Regions from separate parts of the Homo sapiens genome. Here region 1 is linked to region 2. Evidence: chromatin loops called from intact Hi-C (ENCODE). Cell type or tissue: mesothelial cell of epicardium. All regions are shown on one strand. Links, peaks and the distances in the headings refer to the core of each region. The heading gives the core; the rest is flanking DNA. Region 1 holds the start of LOC124902213 (a long non-coding RNA gene). Region 2 overlaps SUSD3 (sushi domain containing 3).

Region 1 (9,615 bases), core at 3,090-5,589, 66 kb before region 2:
TGGGGCAAGCATTGCCACCTGACCCCAAGGCCTCTGCGAGCTGGTGCCTCACCCCAGGGGTGGCCCCCACCTCAAACTCTGAGTGCAGGGATGGGTGATGGTTGTGGTTACTGGCCTTTGGTGATGATGTGTCCTATACCAAAGCCAGAACTGCCACCCTAGTTGGGGAGCTGGACACTCATGTCCAACGGCCACTGGGAGAGTGGAAAGGGGCCAATCCTGGCCAAGGATACCTGTTGCAAGGCTGCGGGAAGCAAGCCCTCATGTCACAAGGGCCCAAGCCAATCACTGCAGATGGGGGCGCACTGGTCGTGGACAGCTCTACTTGCTAGAGGGAGCTCATGGTCACCGTAGCCCTAGCAAAGTCAGCAAGAAGGTGGGCAGCGGCCTCAGGGGACAACCAGACCATGCAGGTGTGCTGGGGTCGGGGAGCAATGGGAGAGGCTCGGTCCCCATCACCCCTTTTCCTCCCTCCCTCTCCCTACTCCCTTCTTTCTCTCTCTCCACACTCTCTCTTATTTTTGTCCTCCTCTGTGAAGCTTTCCAAGAACTCTATGTTCTTCAGTCTTTTCCGTACTCAGACCCCACGGTCCTGACCCATCATGGCACAACTGTGAGGCCCCACTATTACTGCCTCACCTGCTTCATTTGCAATCCAGGACACTGAGTCAAAAGGAACCTCTGTGCTGGGCGCAGTGGCTCATGCCTGTAATCCCAGCACTTTGGGAGGCTGAGGCAGGTGGATCACCTGAGGTCAGGAGTTCAACCTCACCAACATGGTGAAACCCCGTCTCTACAAAATTAGCCGGGCGTGGTGGCGGGTGTCTGTAGTCCCAGCTACTTGGGAGGCTGAGGCAGGAGACTCACTTGAGCCCAGGAGGTGGAGGTTGCAGTGAGCCGAGATCGCACCACTGCACTCCAGCCTGGGCAACAGAGTGAGACTCATCTCAAAATAATAATAATGATAATAATGTAGGAAGTACACATGGCACTGCACCAGAGGCAAGTCCTCTGAAGAAGGGCATTTTTGTTATCTAACAAATAAACAGATGGACAGGGAAAGACCAGCAGGGCTACAAATGTGCCATGTGCCCCCTGGGGGAACTGGGAAAGGACGGCAAGGGCACAGAGGAAGCAAATCTCATCCCATCACCCAGAGGACACCACTGGTAACATTTCAATGTTTATTTCCTATGTATCTGCATTTACATCATTGCTGATTATTCAGCTCTGCAGTCTTTTCCAAGAAAGGCTGTAGAGTCAGCTTTGACGGGCTCCACTGTACTTCCTGTAATGCTTGCACATATTCTATCATATGGCGGTACCGTAATTTATCTTTTCTCTGGCATACATCTAAGTTGCCTACAACTTTTCCTTATTACATATAATGCCATGGTGAATTATGCATAAAGCTTTTATCTTATTAAAAAATATCTCCCTGGCTGGGCGCAGTGGCTCACGCCTGTAATCCCAACACTTTGGGAGGCCGAGGCAGGGGGATCACGAGGTCAGGAGATAGAGACCATCCTGGCTAACACAGTGAAACCTCATCTCTACTAAAAATACAAAAAATTAGCCAGGCGTGGTGGCGGGCGCCTGTAGTCCCAGCTACTCAAGAGGCTGAGGCAGGAGAATGGTGTGAACCTGGGAGGCGGAGCTTGCAGCAAGCCGAGATTGCACCACTGCATTCCAGCCTGGGTGACATGCAAGACTCCGTCTCAAAAAAAAAAAAAAAAAAAAAAATATATATATATATATATATATATATATCTCCCTATAATAGATTCCCAGAAGCAAAATTATTTGGGTCAAGGAATATAAATATTTTAAAGGCTGTGGATAAATCTTGCAACTTTATCATCTGGAAAAGTCAAGCCTATTCTTATTCCTACCAGCTGTATATGGAAGTGTTTATCCTGTAGCAATTGTGGAAGTTTGGATATTCTCAGATTTCAAAAAGGGAGTTTTGTTTATTCCACAGGAAGTGAAAAATCATGAATCAGTTTCAATATGCATTTCTGTACTTCTGGGAATTTTTACTTTTCAAATACATAGTAGTCACTTTCATTTCTCTTGATTCACTGTGGCAGAGGCAATACTAAACGTTTATTTAGTTATATTCTGGGGCATACAACTAAACTATGTTTCTTGGCTCCATGCTCCTGGGTGTGATAACACAGCTTTCTCACCACCTGAATGTGAGAAGAAGTGACCTGCTTCTAGGTGAAAATACTCTGCATCCCTGGGACTTGCGTGCCAAGCAGGAGAGCCCTCCTACCCACATCAGGTGTAAGTGAGTATGAAATAAACCTTATTGTATTAGCCATCAAGTGTGGTTTATTTGATACTGTAGCAGAGCCTGGCCTCTTTTGACCAAAATAGTCACCATTTAAGTTATCATTCCTGCTGTGTAATAAATTAACCTAAAACTTAGTGGTTTAAAAAACAAGAATAATTTACTATCACTAGCAATTTCTATGGGCCAAGAATTCAAGAGAGACTCAACAGGATGGTTCTCTGGGTCTCTCATGAGGCTGCAGTCAGGTGTTGGCCAGAGCTGTGGTCTCATCTGAAGGCTTGGCTGGGACAGCAGATCCACTTTCAAGGTGACTAACTCACACATGGGCAAGTTGGTATTGGCTGCTGACTGGGGGCCGAGTTCCTCCCCAAGGGATTGGTTCTCCTCAGGGCTGCTTTGTCCTTATGACATGGTGGCTGGCTTCCCCTAAAATGAGCAGTCCAGAAGGGAAAGTCTGAAGCCACAGTGTGCTTTATGACCCAGCCTTAGACGTCACACACCATCTACCTCTGCTGGAATTTACTGGCCACATGCAGTCTCCCTGATTTACTGGGAAGGGAGACTATGCTGGTTATGAATACGGAAGCAAGGATCATTGGGGGCCATCCTGAGGCTGGCAATTAATTCTTAAATCACTCAAGTATGTGTGCAGAGATTTATATACCAGGAGAGGATGGCCATTATAGTGTTGTTTTCAGAAGAAAAAAAGAAGGATGCCAGGCACAGTGGCTCACACCTGTAATCCCGGCACTTTGGGAGGCCGAGGCAGGTGGATCACCTGAAGTCAGGAGTTCGAGGCCAGCATGGTGAAACCCGTCTCTACTAAAAATACACAAATTAGCTGGGCGTGGTGGTGGGCACCTGTAATCCCAGCTACTCGGGAGGCTGAGGCAGGAGAATCGCTTGAACCCAGGAGGTGGAGGTTGCAGTGAGCCGCGATGGTGCCATTGCACTCCAGCCTGGGTGACAAGAGGGAAAATCCATCTTAGTAAATAACTAAATAAATAAATAAATAAAGGAAAAGATAAATGTCCATCAGGTTGAATAAATCATGATATGACCACAAAATAGAATTGCAAGCAGTCACATGTTGCAGAAGAATTTTTATGACATAAAAAGATGTAGTCATACATATAACTGAGTGGCAAAACAATATGTAGAGTGATTCTGATTGGTAAAGAGTGTCTTTATTTAAAAAAGCATAGGAAAAGTGTGAAAGGGTATATACCTGGGATATTTTGGTCATCAATCAGCAAGTGGCAAGTGTCCACACCCCTCACCTCCCACTGTGGGTGAGGGACCCTTTCCCACAACGTTGGACTTGCTTTGGTCAATGGAAAGTGGAGAGCAGTATTCATGGTCAGTTCTGAGACTATGCCATCAGTTGTCTTGCATGCTCCACTTGCCTCTCTGGCAGCTTCTGACTTTCCATATGGGAGGAACATTTCCTGAGAACCAGGTGGGCCCAGGAGAATGAGAGACACACAGAGCAAGGCCACAGTTGGGACCAAGTCCACCAAGATCAGCCAAATGCCAACCAACCCACAGGTGCAAGAGCAAGACATAAATACTCACCCTTGGCTGCCTCTGAGGTTCACGGTTGCTGTTACTGAGGATACAATATCAAAACATGGACAGTTTTTATTTCTGGGCAACAGAATTATTTTTTTTCTTACCTTTGTTTTCTAAACTTTTTACAATGAACTTACTTTTTAAAATAAGAAAAATGTTATTTGGCTGGGCATGGTGGCTCATGTCTGTAATCCCAGCACTTTGGGAGGCCGAGGCAGGTGGATCACTTGAGGTCAGATGTTCAAGACCAGCCTGGCCAACATGATGAAACCCCATCTCTATTAAAAATACAAAAAGTTAGCTGGGCTTGGAGGCGGGTGCCTGTAATCCCAGCTATTCAGGAGGCTGAGGCAGGAGAATCACTTGAACCCGGGAGGCGGAGGTTGCAGTGAGCTGAGATTGTGCCACTGCACTCCAGCCTGGGCAATAAGAGTGAAACTATCTCTCAAAAAAAAATTATTTAAGCCTACATGTATGTAAAGCAAGCTTTTGGGAAGTTTAAAAAGAAAACCTTGCCCACAAACTCACCTTATGTCTCTGTTCTGCTCCTCACCCAGATGTATGGTAATCTAATGATAATTCCAGTATGCATACTTGGATAGTCCATCTTTTCTCTAAAGATACATTGTAAACACTCTTCCATGTTGGTACACATCCTCCATGACTAACATTTACAGTGTGTAGTGTGTATTAGTCAGTTTTCATGCTGCTATAAAGACATACTGGAGACTGGGCAATTTACAAAAGAAAGAGATTTAACCGACTCACAGTTCCATGTGGCTGGGGAGGCCTCACAATCATGATGGAAGGCGAAAGGCACGTCTCACATGGTGGCAGACATGAGAAGAATGACAGCGAAGAGACAGGGGTTTCCCCATATTAAACCATCAGATCTCATGATCCTTATTCACTACCACGAGAACAGTATGGGGGAAACCGCCCCCATGATTCATTTATCTCCCACTGGGTCCCTCCCACAACACAAGGGAATTATGGGAGCTACAATTCAAGATGAGATTTGGGTGGGGACACAGCCAAACCATATCACAGTGACTGACGGAACATTCCACCAAGTGAATTTCAGAACATAGCATGCTTGTGTTTTTCCCACTGTTGGAAATTTCAGTTGTTTCTGACTTGTCATGCTTAACAATCAGGGGGCAATGGATATCTTCATGCATGTGCTTCTCCACCTTTCTTTGGGTTTCCCAAACATAAAGTCACACACTTGAGACTACATGAGAGGAAATGAATATTTGAATCACTCTTGGCATATATTTTAAAATTTGCCACCCAGAAGAATCAGCCACTGCCCCTCTCCACCAGCTGTATTTACAGGTGCTGGCCTGAGGCAGACAATGCAGATAACCCAGCTGTGTTCCGCAGGAAATGAGCTCTGATTTTATTCTGAGGGACACTGTACCTAGCCTACCTTGTAAATAGTGGTAGCAATGAAATGTAAGAAGAATTAATTGAGTGGGTCATCTGGAAAGCTCCATAAGAGGGGACAACTGGAAATGAGCCCTGCTGTGCTCCCAACATCTGCTTCCTGCTGTGATGGTTGGCTAGCCAGCAGCCCTCATGGACCATGAGGCTACTTTGAGGATGGAATTTATACACTTTGCAAAGCAGAAAAGAAAGATCCCCAGTAACATTATGGGGGCCAAGCATGGTGGCTCACGCCTGTAATCCCAGCACTTTGGGTGGCCAAGGAGGGCAAATCACTTGAGGTCAGGAGTTCGAGACCAGCCTCACCCACAGGGTGAAACCCCGTCTACTAAAAATACAAAAATTAGCCAGGCATGGTAGTGGGCACCTGTAATCCCAGCTACTCAGGAGGCTGAAGCAAGAGAATTGCTTGAACCCAGGAGGCAGAGGTTGCAGTGAGCCGAGATTGCCCCACTGCACTCCAGCCTGGGAGACAGAGCAAGACTCTGTCTCAAAACACAAAAACAGAAACAAAAGAAACAGGCCACACGGCTGGGCATGGTGGCTCACGCCTGTAATCCCAGCACTTTGGGAGGTCGAGGCGGGTGGATCATGAGGTCAGGGGATCGAGACCATTCTGGCTAATACGGTGAAACCCCGTTCTCTACTAAAAAATACAAAAAATTAGCTGGGTGTGGTGGCGGGCACCTGTAGTCCCAGCTACTCAGGAGGCTGAGGCAGGAGAATGGTGTGAACCCGGAAGGCGGAGCTTACAGTGAGCCAAGATCACACCACTGCACTCCAGACTGGGCGACAGAGTGAGACTCCGTCTCAAAAAAAAAAAAAAAAAAAGAAACAGGCCAGGCACGGTGGCTCAGGCCTGTAATCCCAGCACTATGGGAGGCCAAGGTGGCTGGATCACTTGAGGTCAGGAGGTCGAGACCAACCTGGCCAACATGATGGAAACCTGTCTTTACTAAAAATACAAAAAAAAAAAAAATAGCTGGGTGGGGCAGCAGGCACCTGTAATCCCAACTACCTGGGAGGCTGAGAAAGGAGAATCACTTGAACCCGGGGGCAGAGGTTGCAGTGAGCTGAGATTGCACCATTGCACTCCAGCCTGAGTGAAACTCCATCTCAAAAAAAAAAAAATTACGGGGGTACCATGCTGGCCTTAGATTGCCTATATCCAGGCTTTTTTCATGTGAGAGAAAAACACATCCTAATTAGTGAAGCCTTTGAATCTTCAATCTCTGTACTGGCAACGAGACTGCTTTTTACCTCTCCAAAACCTTACTATCATTGGTTTTTAGTATATTACAATGATAGAAATTATTTATAGGTATCAAAAGGGGCTTAATTCTTTTGCAATCTGGATATTTTGAGAGTCATTATAGGCAGAAGAAATAACACAAGCAAAGTTGTACAAGCTGGGAAAGACAGGCATTTTCAGGGACACATCAGTTACTTCCTGGAGTGTCTGCCTGTCTGCTCTCGCCTTACTAAGAGAAAGAAGGTGAAGTCATATTGTGGAGACCCTTGCTGCCAGGTGAGACATGAATTCCATTCCCATCATGGAGAACCATGGAGGCAGGGTGTCACAGTGGAGACAATCTATGTTTCCATCTCCCTCCCTCTCTCTCTCTCATTTCTTCCATCCCTCCTTCTGTCTGTCTCCATCTGTCTCCCTTCTTCCTTCTCCCTGCAAGTCTTCCCCTTTCCCCTCCCTGCCTCTCTCCCTCCAGTTGCAGCAGGAGCGTTCTCAGGGAATGCCCTGTCTGGGACAGAACAACTCACAGGGGAACATGGACGGGTCGCACAGCTTGGAGAAGGAGTTGGAAAGCCGACACCCTCCACAGCAGGCGAGCCCAGCCCTGCTGGCACTCTGTGAAAGGCTATTTCTGTGTTTCCTGTGTTCAGACCAAGACATGCCATCCCTGCCTGATAAATGCCCCTTTGTGCTGGAAGGGTTCTCATAAACCCATGAGATGCTCTCAGCCAGACCCAACTGCACGTGGCCCTGAGCTCTGCCCGGCAACAGTACTGCTGGGGCCGGGACCCCTGCCAGCCTAGACGCCATCAGAGCCAGAGACAGGAAATGTGGCATTCTGGGGAGCCGCCCCGGAGGCTATGTGGCTTCTACACAGCACAGGCAACATCCACAGGTGGGACAGGCAGCCATGCCACAGTGAGGCCCCAGGTCACATGCAGAGGCCTGGCTCATGGCCAGACCTGCCTTAAATGTGGAGCTGGGAACTGAGGGGTCTGGCGACTCTGCTCCTTGGGATCCACTTCCTGAGCAGCAGTGGCCACAGGACGAGTCCCTGTGGTTGTTTGGCCCCACCCACCCCATGTCCGGCCATGAGGACACACCTCACATCCTACCTGATCTGTGTGTGTGTGTGTGTCTGTGTGTGTGTGTGTGTGTGTGTAGACAGAGTCTCGCTCTGTCGCCCAGGCTGGAGTGCAGTGGTGCGATCTCAGCTCACTGCAACCTCTGCCTCCTGGGTTCAAGCTATTCTCCTGCCTCAGCCTCCTGAATACCTGGGATTATAGGCGCCTGCCACCACGCCCAGCTAATTTTTGTATTTTTAGTAGAGACGGGGTTTCACCATGTTGGTCAGCTGGTCTTGAACTCCTGACCTTAGGTGATCCACTCTCCTTGACCTCCCAAAGTGCTGGGATTATAGGCGTGAGCCACCGCGCCCAGCCCCTACCTGCTCTTGACAGGAACCAGGGGGTCCCAGGGGCGGTCCCCTGCACAGTGCCACTTCCCTGGCAGCACCCCCACCCTCAGAACTCCACGTCCACCTTCCTTGGACTGGCATATTTCAACTTCCAAATTTTTCCTATAGGCTTCAGTTAAAAGGAAGGAATAGAACCAGAGGTTCGCCACCAAAGCAAGACTCCAGGGAAATTTGGAAGGAGAAGCAGCTGTGGAAACCAGCGTTTTCAGACCGTGAGGCACAGGTGGCCTTCAGATGAGGCCGACAGTGGCCGGGGCAAAGAGCAGAGGACAGAGAGCGAAGGGCATGCCCCCCTGCTTGCCGTCTGCAGTCGCATTCTCTGCAAATAAGGTCGTCTGGGACCCCTGCTTTTCAAGGTTATTGTCCCAGATGATGTATCTTTTTTTTTTTTTCTTTGAGACAGGGTCTCACTCTGTCACCCAGGCTGGAGTGCAGTGGCAAAATTTCCACCCGCTGCAACCTCCAACCCCTGGTTCAGGCAATTCTCGTGCCTCAGCCTCCCGAGTAGCTGGGATTACAGGCATGCACCACCACGCTAGCTAATTTTTGTATTTTCAGTAGACATGGGGTGTTGTCATGTTGGCCAGGCTGGTCTCGAACTCCTGACCTCAAGTGATCCGCCTGCCTTGGCCTCCCAAAGTGCTGGGATTACAGGTGTGAGCCACCACACCTGGCCCCTGATGACATATCCTTGACCAAAATGAAGGCGACACTCGCTTACCTGCTGGCCTGAATGTGCTCACCAACCCTCTACTTGACCCAGTGAGGACATCCCCAGCCTGAACACAATGATCCCAACCAGCATGAAAACATGTGGGCTGACTCTCTCGGGCTTGGGACGGAGTCCTCTTTAGGCCTCGTCCCTTCACGGATTTATGCAAGGAAAATAACTAAAAATGGTATGTTTATAGTATGTTTGTTTCCAACATGCCACACTGATGACTCCTGACTTTTCCACAGTGGAGGGACACCTGCCTCATGCTGAGGGACAGTGGGAGGGCTTGTGGGAGGCACTGGGCCCCAGACTTACAGGGGGCAGCTTCTCAGAAGCAGGCTCTCCCCTACCTGTGCCCCTGCGTCAATCCTCAGCTTGGCCCACATCCCTGCCTCAGAACTTGCAGGGACAGCTGTGCCCGGTGGCTTGGAGTAGGGTTCCTGGGCCAGCAGCATCAGCCCCTCTGGGCTGGTCCCAGTGAGCTGTGTTCTCACAGAGTTCTGATGCATGTCCAAGTTTGAAAACCGCAGGCCCAACCAGAAACAGGACCAGACAACTCCCTCTAGGCCGGGAGTGATGGTGTTCTACTGGTGTGAGCTCATGCTCAGAAGTCGCAGGCTGACCCCTGTCCCCTCCCTGCCACAGGACAGGGAGGGAGTGGGGACAGGAGGCTTCCACAGCCTGAGCCTGAAGCCCCCACCCCACTGCAGGCTCTTGTGACATTCACAGAGGTCTCCCCCAAGGAAGCTACGGGTAGCCTTGGGCCTGAGGTGGGCTGAGATTCCCTAGGCAGGACAGGAAAGGGCTTTGGCTTGGCTGCGAGGTAGCTCCTGGCACCCAGCCACAGTAGGCAG
Region 2 (9,615 bases), core at 3,250-5,749:
GGAGGCCGAAGCAGGTGGATCACAAGGTCAGGAGATCGAGACATCCTGGCTAACACGGTGAAACCCCATCTCTACTAAAAATACAAAAAATTAGGTGGGCGTGGTGGTGGGCACCTGTAGTCCCAGCTACTCAGGAGGCTGAGGCAGGAGAATCGCTTGAACCTGGAAGCGGAGCTTGCAGTGAGCAGAGATTGCACCACTGCACTCCAACCTGGGCGACAGAGTGAGACTCTGTCTCAAAAAAAAAAGAAATAATTATTTAGTTTTACTTCATACCCCTCAACTGCACTTTTACAGACAACAGATGCAGAACCCTCCATGGGTCCTTGCTTGGAAGCAGTACATCCTGTGGAGGAAGATGCTGAGGTAGTTTTCTGTAGTTGCTGAAAAGAAGTTTATTGCTATTTTCTTATTTTATTATACAAAACTAGATTTGCTTAAAACATTTCCCAGTCTCTTTAAAGGAATGCTAGTTAGTGGGAGGCCACAGCTAGTAAATTACCCTCAGTAGTGGTTTCAAGTAGTCCATAACTATAAAAATCGTTACGGCCAGGATATGCCGGAACAGAACACTCCCCACTGGGGTCCTCAGCCTTGGATGTCAGCTCGGCCCCTCAAGGGGTCCCTACACCTGGAAGCTGATTCCACTCATCAGTCTCGAGCTGGGCGCATGTGGAGTTGATGTGGAGTTGTAGCTGACTGGCTGGTGGGGTCAGCCTGGCCTCCCAGTGTGGAGCATGGGCACCAGCCTCACTGCGTGGTCACCCTAGGGCATATGCTGCGGGCTGTTGTGGCATTCCTGTGGCCAGCCCAGAGGCAGGCAGGGGCTGTCTGGGGTTTGCCATGTGCACCATCACCTGGGCTTGGGGTGAGCTGGAGGAGCCACTGAGGCTTAGAGCTCTGGGGATCCCAGGGTCCTTGTCCACGCTGCGGGTCACACTGGCCAGCTTGCTGGTGCTCTCACCATGGTCTCTGTGGAGAGAGGAGGCATGAGTTGGCAAAAGAGTGTGGATAGGGTTTAATCCCCAACTCCATACCTTCCCAGGTACCCAGGCCCTCCAGTGGGCCTGGGGCAACTGCTGCCCTGAGCACTGGGGAGCCCGTTTCCTCCTGCTGGGAGCTGCCCTGCACCCTAAGGTGCACAGAGGTCACTCCATCTCCCTGCCGGGCCCTGTTGGCAAGTGGGTCCTTCATCTACACAACCAGGGCGTGGCCCAGGAGTCAGACACTTGCCCCCCTAAGGTGTGGGAAGGGACTTCCTGGGGCTCATTCAGAGTGTGCAGAAACCACCAGGAACCCAGCTGTCTGGCCAGGGCCTGGGATGTCCCAGGCAGAGAAGGGATGCTGGGGAGCAGGAGGTCAAGGGGAGGACATCTTCCCTCCTGCCAGGCCTGCCTCTTTGGTAGCCAGGAGCTGGATCACCCACCTGCTCCACCCTCAGTACTCTTGTGGCTCTCTACTCCCCCAGATACAAACCAAGCCATTCCCCAGGCTGACCAGACCCTGGCCCTGTCCCATCTCCAGCCTCCACACACACACTGGCCTCTGCTCCATGTGGGCTGCCTGGCGGCTCCCACCTCCAGCCCTTTGCATGTCCTCTCCTCCCCTCAGAGGCTGTCTCTCTCCCCTCCCAAAGCAGGCTCTCTTAGTCCTTTCACTTCCGGCATCACCTCTTCCAGGAAGCCTTCCTGGATCACGGCTCCCACCCACAACTAATTCTCAGAAAAACTCTAGTAAGTAGTAGGAATTAAGAAATGATCTGCTTATGCAATGAGTAAGTGAAAGCATCAATAACTGGTGGAGACGAAAGGCAGCTTCGGGGAGGCAGGAGCCAGACTGACTCCACCCAGCCTCACTTACTGGTTGTGTGGGAGTCTACACAAGTTTCTTAACCTGCCTAGTTCTTCACCTGGAAAACGGGATAAAAGTAGTACCCACCCCTAGGTGAAAAGAGTTAATATTTGGAAGAGTTCAGAACAGTGCCTGGCACATTGCAAGTGCTGAGAAGTACTTATGAAATAAAAACAAGGTCAAGAGGCAAACCTCACCTTGCTAAAGGCAATTTACCACCTATGGAGGCAGCCTGGGCCCTGCCTGAGGGGTGGGCAGCCCCAGCACAGGCATATCCCGAGGATCCTGCCTGGGAGCCCGGGGCCCAGGGCTGGGGACTCAGGGAACTCTGCCTCCATCGGCTTTGTAGCCCTGGGCAGGACCCGCCTTCTCTGAGTCCCCATGAAGCTGGGCTGAGTGCTCGAGGTCTCCATGTGTGAGAGAGCTCCGGGAAGGGGCTCTGCCCTAAGGGTCCCCCTCCCAATCCCCCTCAGCCTCACCACCACTTCCTGCCTCTTGAGCTGACTGTCAGAGTGGCCCCTAAGCCGGCCTCCTCCAGCCTCTCACGGCCCTGTCAGGGTGCCTCCCTCCCGCCCTGGCTCTCTCACTCCCCAGAGGGGGTGAACACAGCCCTGTACACAGATCTGTGGCCACTCTTGGACGGGACGCACACGTCCGACCACACACTGCACAAGTTCCCGCAGTGTAAGAGGCAGGGTCTGTGGCGCTGGGACCAGGCAGAAGTGTGGCCCCAAACAGCACCCCTGGGAGCCCCTCGGCATCATGCTCTGGCCAGCAAAGCCCCTGCGGCAGCGGCAGCAGCTGTGGCTGCCATCATCCTGGACACCATGTTGCCTTGAGAGGCAATTGTTCCTTCCCCCATTCCATGGGCACTTTCCCAGTTATGACACAGGATGATCTGGTCCCAGTGCTGTAATGGGGAGTGGGGATCACAGGTGGGGCAATGGAGGAGCTCTGAAAGTGGCTTTGGATATCTCACTACCCAAAAGGAAAGGCATTAGCCACCATGGCCCCAACAAAACTAAAATAAAAAGGAAAGGGGGTCAGGCACGGTGGCTCACGCCTGTAATCCCAGCACTTTGGGAGGCCGAGGTGGGCAGATCACGAGGTGAGGAGATCGAGACCATCCTGGCTAACACAGTGAAACCCTGTCTCTACTAAAAATACAAAAAATTAGCTGGGCATGGTGGCGGACACCTGTGGTCCCAGCTACTTGGGAGGCTGAGGCAGGAGAATGGTGTGAACCCGGGAGGCGGAGCTTGCAGTGAGCCGAGATCGCGCCACTGAACTCCAGCCTGGACGACAGAGCAAGACTCCGCCTCAAAAAAAAAAAAAAAAAAAAAAAAAGGAAAGAGGCCTAAAAAATGTACAGCCAATTGATGGGTCAGGTGCCCTCCCACAACACATGGAGCAAAACATTTGGAGGTAATTCAGCAGAGAAAACAGAAAATGACTCATGCCAGCAATGGCACTGGTGAGCCAAGGCTGGAGAAAACATTCTTCCTCGACATTCATCAAAGAAATGCTGACGGAAACTACCCACACAACTTGTAGCTACTGTAAGAAACAAATGATAAACAAATGGTCAGCACTCAGTGATGATGCAGTTACCAGAAAAATATGGCCACATTCACTTGTACCAGAGCTCCCAGGGAAAGAATGTGGTCATAAAATATTCAGACTGTTGGGCCTAAACAATCGATTCCTAGGATCAGCCCCAAGAGTTGTGGTCTTGAAAAAGAAAAACAGCACTAAGCAAAAAGACACTGACCACGCCTGACCACTCAACAGGGGAGGGTCTAGCAGATATTGGAAGCTTTGGAATAATGGGCTGCTGTAAGGAATGATAGCCTGGAGGCCTCAGACCACCATGGTGACCTGGAACGTGTTGCTAAGTGCAGAAGTATCAATGGCAGCATTTCGGCTACATCCTTGTTGATGTAATACACACTTGAAGCGTCAGGAAAGGAGACAGAAAGGTGAATTCCTTCCCTGCAGGTGTTGGCCAGACCCAGCACGGTGTGTGTAACCCAGGGCCACAGAGACCACCATCTCCTGTGCCTCAGTTTCCCCATCTGCATAAGGTCGTAAGAGTGGCAACGACAGTAACAGCCAGTATTCAATGAGCTCTCACCCTGGGCCTGGCGAGAGAGGCACACACCCGGACTCAGGTAACCTCAACAACTTGAAAGGGTGAGCGCTACTGCAATCCTCACTTTACAGGTGAGGAAACCGAGGCATGGAGCTGTTAGTCATACAGTGAGGCCATGAGGGCTGGGACCAAGTGCACTGCAGCCTCGAAAGACTCCAGCAGGAGGGCCTGAAGGAAGGGAACACAAGCTCAATGATGTCGTCTGGATGCCCGCCCAGACCCCGGTGTCTAAGCGCTGTTCTCCACCCACAGAAACAGGGCTCCCAGAGCAGTGGCCAACCGCAGAGATGGGCACAGAAAGCATGAGATGGGCCTGGAACATCTTGTGCAAGGCAGGAAGCACTCACAGACTGATGGGGATGGATCAGAAGGACACAGGCCATGGCTTGGCAGAGCTCCTACTGCCAAGAACTGGAGCCCACAAAAAGTGTGCTTGAAAATAATGTGGGGGAAGGGGCATGAATGAGGTTGCCTGGCTTAGCTGGTGACCATGAGAATGGGAGGCAGGGACAGGAGATCTGTGACAATATTCTACTTTTGTGTATTTGTGAACTTTTCCCAAAATAAAAGTTTCAGAAAAGAATATTCATGAGTTCATGTGATGCTAAAACAACAAAACAAAATCAAAAGAAAGGAAAGAAAAAAACAGCTCATCCTCATCCCTGATAGAAGGAATGTCAGAAGTGCAACAGAATTAACAAAGTCACCATTCTGTAATGCCCAAGGCAAGAGCGGATCTGGCAGGATCAGCCTTGCACGCTGAGACCACAAGTCAGAGGCCGCTGAGACAGTGGAGGGACACTTGCAGAGCCCCTTCCTCAGGCTCTGACAGTGGAGGGACCTGGGGGGCTTCGCCTCAGCCAAGAGACCCCATTCCATGTGGCCCGTGGGGGCAGCCTGGCCCATGTCTGTGATCTGCACATGTAGCCCTGCACCAGAAATGCAGAGCCGGGCCTGGTCACACAGAAACACCAGACAGACGCAGACAGGAGCCTCTGCATGCGACCACTGGCCTGGAACCCTCAGAAGACTATGCCATGAAAAACTGAAGGCCCATACCAGTTTAAGGAGCCCAGAGACCTGGTGGCTGAGTGCTGCGTGTGATTATGGACATTCTCCACTCAACAGGCCACGTGCAATCAATATTAGATTTCTGTTAGTTTTGTTTTTTTTTTTTTTTTTTTTTTGAGACGGAGTCTCGCTCTGTCGCCCAGGCTGGAGTGCGGTGGCACAACCTTGGCTCACTACAAGCTCCGCCTCCTGGGTTCAAGTGATTCTCCTGTCTCTGCCTCCCAAGTAGCTGGGATTAAAGGCACACTCCGCCACACCCAGGTAATGTTTGTGTTTTTAGTAGAGACGGGATTTCACCATGTTGGCCTCGAACTCCTGACCTCAGGTGATCCTCCCACCTCAGCCTCCCAAACTGCTGGGATTACAGGTGTGAGCCACCAAGCCTGGCCAATCAGTATTAAATTTCTGGACTCAGAAAAAGAATGTCCTTATATTGGTTCAGGGCAAAAAAATGTATGTGTGTATTAAGAGAGAGAGAAAGGAGAGGGACAGAGCACGGGAGGGAGAGCAAGTGACTGCAGCTCAGTGCAGAGCCCTGCTGGGTGTAGGTGGAGGGAACACAGGTGTGTAGAAGCTTCAGCTTCCCTGGAGGGTGGACCCTCCAGATGAAAACACTGCTGGGGGCAGTTCTGAGTCCTAGAATGTCAGAGTCAGGACAGAGTGCTACAAGGACCACCAGCCTCTTGTTTTAGAGATGGGAGTTAAGGTTCTGGGTGGGCTAGGCGTGTGGGAGCAGCAGGCTCTCAGCGTGTGGGAGCAGCAGGTGGCCCGGGGCCTGACCAAGCTGGACCCCTTGTCCCCCAGCATGTCCCCTACCCAGACCCGGGCTCACGTGGTGAAGCTGTGGTTGTCGTGCGCCTGGCTGGGCCCGCTCACGGGTTTGTTGAAGTGCTTGAGGCCAAGGTATGCGGCCTGCACCGTCTCCAAGTCCTCATCTTTCAGCTGGGACCACAGCTGGGCTGACCTGGAGGAGAGTTTGGGAGGAAGGACTCTGAGCATGCAGGTGTATCCCTGACGGTGGTGGAAACAGGCTCCATGTAGGCCCAGGGCACCGTCTGCAGGACCAGTGCAGGCTGGCAAACCTCTCAAAGAGCTGGGCAGTGGATGTTTTTGGTGTGGTGAGACACATGATTTCTCCCACAGCTAAACTCTGCAATTGCAGCCCAAAAGTAGCCACACACCAGTAGACAATGAACATGGCTGTGTTCCAATAAAACTTTACTTACAAATACAGGTGGTGGAAAGTTCTAGGGCTGGACAGTGCTAATGGCTGCACTACATCGTGAACATACTTAATGCTACTGAACTGTAGACGTTAAAAAGGTTAAGTTTTGGCCAGGCGCAGTGGCTCATGCCTGTAATCCCAGCACTTTGGGAGGCCGTGGCAGGTGGATCATGAGGTCAGGAGCTCGAGACCATCCTGGCTAACACGGTGAAACCCCGTCTGTACTAAAAATACAAAAAAAAATTAGCTGAGCATGGTGGCGGGCGCTTGTAGTCCCAGCTACTCGGGAGGCTGAGGCAGGAGAATGGCGTGATCCCAGGAGGTGGAGCTTGCAGTGAGCTGAGATGGAGCCACTGCACTCCAGCCTGGGCGACAGAGTGAGACTCCGTCTCAAAAAAAAAAAGGTTAAGTTTTATGTATTGATATTTTACCACAATAAAAAATAAAAACAAAAAATAATAATAAATTACCATGGGGAAAAAACCTGACAGACAGCCGGACTTCGCTGGTGGGCTGTGGTTAACCAGCCCTCCATCTGCAGTGACAGTGACTCCCTCTCAAGGTTTAGGGGGCGTGTGTGGCAGCCCTGCAGGCCGTTAACACAGCAGAGTACATACTGCATATGTGTGCAGGTTTAAGAATAAAACGGGCCGGGCGCGGTGGCTCACGCCTGTAATCCCAGCACTTTGGGAGGCAGATCACTGGGCGGATCACCAGAGGTCAGGAGTTTGAGACCAGCCTGGCCAATATGGTGAAACCCCATCTCCACTAAAAATACAAAAAATTAGCCGAGTGTGGTGGTACATACCTATAATCCCAGCTTCTAGGAAGGCTGAGGCAGGAGAATTGCTTTAACCCAGGAGGCGGAGGTTGCAGTGAGCTGAGATCACGCTACTGTACTCTGTCGCCTGGGTGACAGAGCAAGACTCCGTCTCAAAAAAAATAAATAAATAAAATAATCCCCCGTGAACCCATAGCCTGGCCTAAGAGCAGGGCCTTGGGGGCCCACATGTCCCCCAGCTGTGATGCTGCCCCTGGCTGCTGCGTGGGCCGGGAGCAGCACTTGGGGGGGAGACGCAGGCCCAGAGCAGCAGTGGTAGGAACGGGTGCCCTGAGGGCAGTGCCGGGGTTCCCTTGAAACACTCTGTCCTTTCCTCCTCCCATGGTGCCAAGAGGCGCCTCCCGGGAGGACCCTGAGATCATGAGGCCACCGTACCTGTTGGAGCGCCGCCGCTTGCTCTTCTTCACGCACTTGAGGAGGCAGCAGGTGAGGAAGGCCATGGACATGAGCAGGATGATGGCACAGCTCACAATGGAGGCGATCACGGCCACCTTGAAGCCAAAGGTCTCGTGTGGTGGCACCACTGTGTGGGAGACAACCACCAGCTCCTGGGCGAGGTTTGCCCAGATTTGCTTGGCCCAGGGGTTGGGGGTCTCAGGGGTGGTACGGGTAGGGCCTGGGTGTAGACAGGGCCTGGGCAGCCCTCAGTGAGCCCTGTTTGCATGGTAAGGGGGCAGTGAGGTGCTGGGGGCTGAGGCAAAGATCTGTGCAAACTATATTTGGAGGTGGGACTATCAGAGAAGACTCTCCCCAAGAAGCAGGTTATTTGAGCAGGGTGTGTAGGAGTATGCAGAGTGGCTATTTAAAGGGGGTATTTAAGCAGGGTTTTCCAGGGTGTGTAGGAGTGTGCAGAGTGGCTAACTGAAGAGGGTATTTGAGCAGGGTTTTGTAGGGTATGTAGAAGTCTGCAGAGTGGTCAATTACAGAAGTTCTGGCAGGGAGTTCAGAGTGATGGCCTCCTTGGCTCCTACCCACTGAAGTCCTGCCTGAGGAATGAAGGAAGGGTGGGCCACAGAGAGGAGGTGACAATAGACAGTACTGAGGAGGCCTTGCCCAGCCCATGGTCTGGGTTTTCACAATGCCCCAAGGTGGCAACATTCTTCAGGGGGCCTACATGCCTTCTCAGGTCACTTTCCAGGAAGGTCCAAAATACTATGTATCTGCTGTGTGACCTCAGCTATGCTCCAAAAACTAGTTCCATCAGATTCTACTGGATGTTCTGGCTAAAAAAGGCCTCGGAATCCTAATTTGAGCAACACCGTTTACTCCCCCACGTAGAGAACATGGCCCTGTCCCCTGCCCCATTTCCCATGCTCCCTAGTGGATCCTGGCCACCCAAAATGGAGACTACATTTCCCAGTGGTCACAGGACCATGTTCTGGCCAGTGGAAGATAAGAAGTGATGTGGGGCAACTTCTAAGAACCTTCCCTGAGACACTGGGGCCTGCTCTTTGGCCCCAGGGCCCCTCACCCCATAACAGCTGCCTGGAACATAGCTGCTGCCATCTTGAATCATGAGGCTGAGGCCATGCCCAGCAGAGCCATGCCAGGGAAGGGGCCTGGCTCCCACTGCCATGGAGCCTATACAGATCTGCCTGCCCACCCTGAAGGTTGAGCTCCATCATAGTTAATCCTAGTATTTTGGGTTTTCTGCCTTTCAGAATCTAATCCTAACACTCGCATCCTCAGAGAATCACCTAGCACGTGAACATTTTAAAGGCTCTGAGAAGTTCTGCAGCATAAAAACCCAGAATCTGCCAAACTATTTTGACTCTGAGCCCTTTTTATGCACAAAACACATGAACATAACACACATAGCTTCATTTTGGAAATGTCATGCTGGGCACTGAAAAGGGACTATCTTGTGGACCTTTCAACACCTGTACAAGAAATACAACCAGAAAACCATTGCCTCCCACAGACTGGGAGCTCCAGGGCCAGGCACGTTATGACCTTCCGTGTTGCCAGTACTTAAGATTCCTGATACGTGAAATATCCTATTAAAGTTGGCCATGTGCACCTGTACATGAATGAATGAATGAATGAATGAATGAATGAACAAACATAGTTTCCTGCTTAACAGATGAAAACGTGCTGGCTCAGAGAGCATGCACAGCCTCTTGGCGGTGAGGGGCTGAGTCGGTAGCAGAGCCAGGATTGGAGGCCCGCTACTAGGTTTTCGGTCCGTGCTGCCAACATGGCACTGGGAGGGCTGAGGGCCTACAGCCGGCTGCTGACATGTAAGCAAGCTGTCAGTGTTGGGAATGGGACCCTACACACTGGCCTAGCTGCTTGTGAGTAGACACCCACGCCATCCCCACCCACACCATCCCCATGACAGGATTTGGGGCCATCCCCCACCCCCAGAGCCACCGAGCTGAGAGAGGGGTCCTTACGTTTGCACACTGGGGACCCTGAAGACCACTCAGCGATGCTCCCCTTCCAGGTGCAGGTGAGGAGCCCAGACCCCACCAT

Evidence for each region. A loop is a pair of places that touch in the nucleus more often than their neighbours do. Peaks named below come from ENCODE experiments on the same cell type or tissue, not always from the same donor. Only the 100,000 strongest peaks of a DNase experiment are listed, where the experiment ranks them.
Region 1: it touches region 2 in a loop (33-fold over the local background); 34 of 110 quality-filtered maps call a loop at or near these places.

The regions. Positions count from the first base shown.
Region 1 is chr9:93,141,976-93,151,590 of GRCh38, reverse strand. It overlaps LOC124902212 (a long non-coding RNA gene), which reads right to left. Exons shown (of 3, transcript XR_007061665.1): 2 at 3,528-3,908; 3 at 3,222-3,258. It overlaps LOC124902213 (a long non-coding RNA gene), which reads right to left and starts at 3,190. Exons shown (of 2, transcript XR_007061667.1): 1 at 3,161-3,190; 2 at 2,315-2,725. RefSeq lists enhancers at 1-208, 7,167-7,306, 6,894-7,766, 7,767-8,639 and a silencer at 4,850-5,144. In mesothelial cell of epicardium, for the core only: no CTCF peak of the experiment used is centred there; no DNase peak of the experiment used is centred there.
Region 2 is chr9:93,075,894-93,085,508 of GRCh38, reverse strand. SUSD3 (sushi domain containing 3) reads right to left here. Exons shown (of 5, transcript NM_145006.4): 2 at 9,537-9,615; 3 at 7,516-7,663; 4 at 5,907-6,038; 5 at 376-972. The coding sequence ends at 762. Among named protein-coding and RNA genes, the nearest start is that of CARD19, 16 kb to the left of the region's middle. RefSeq lists an enhancer at 2,354-2,982. In mesothelial cell of epicardium, for the core only: no CTCF peak of the experiment used is centred there; no DNase peak of the experiment used is centred there.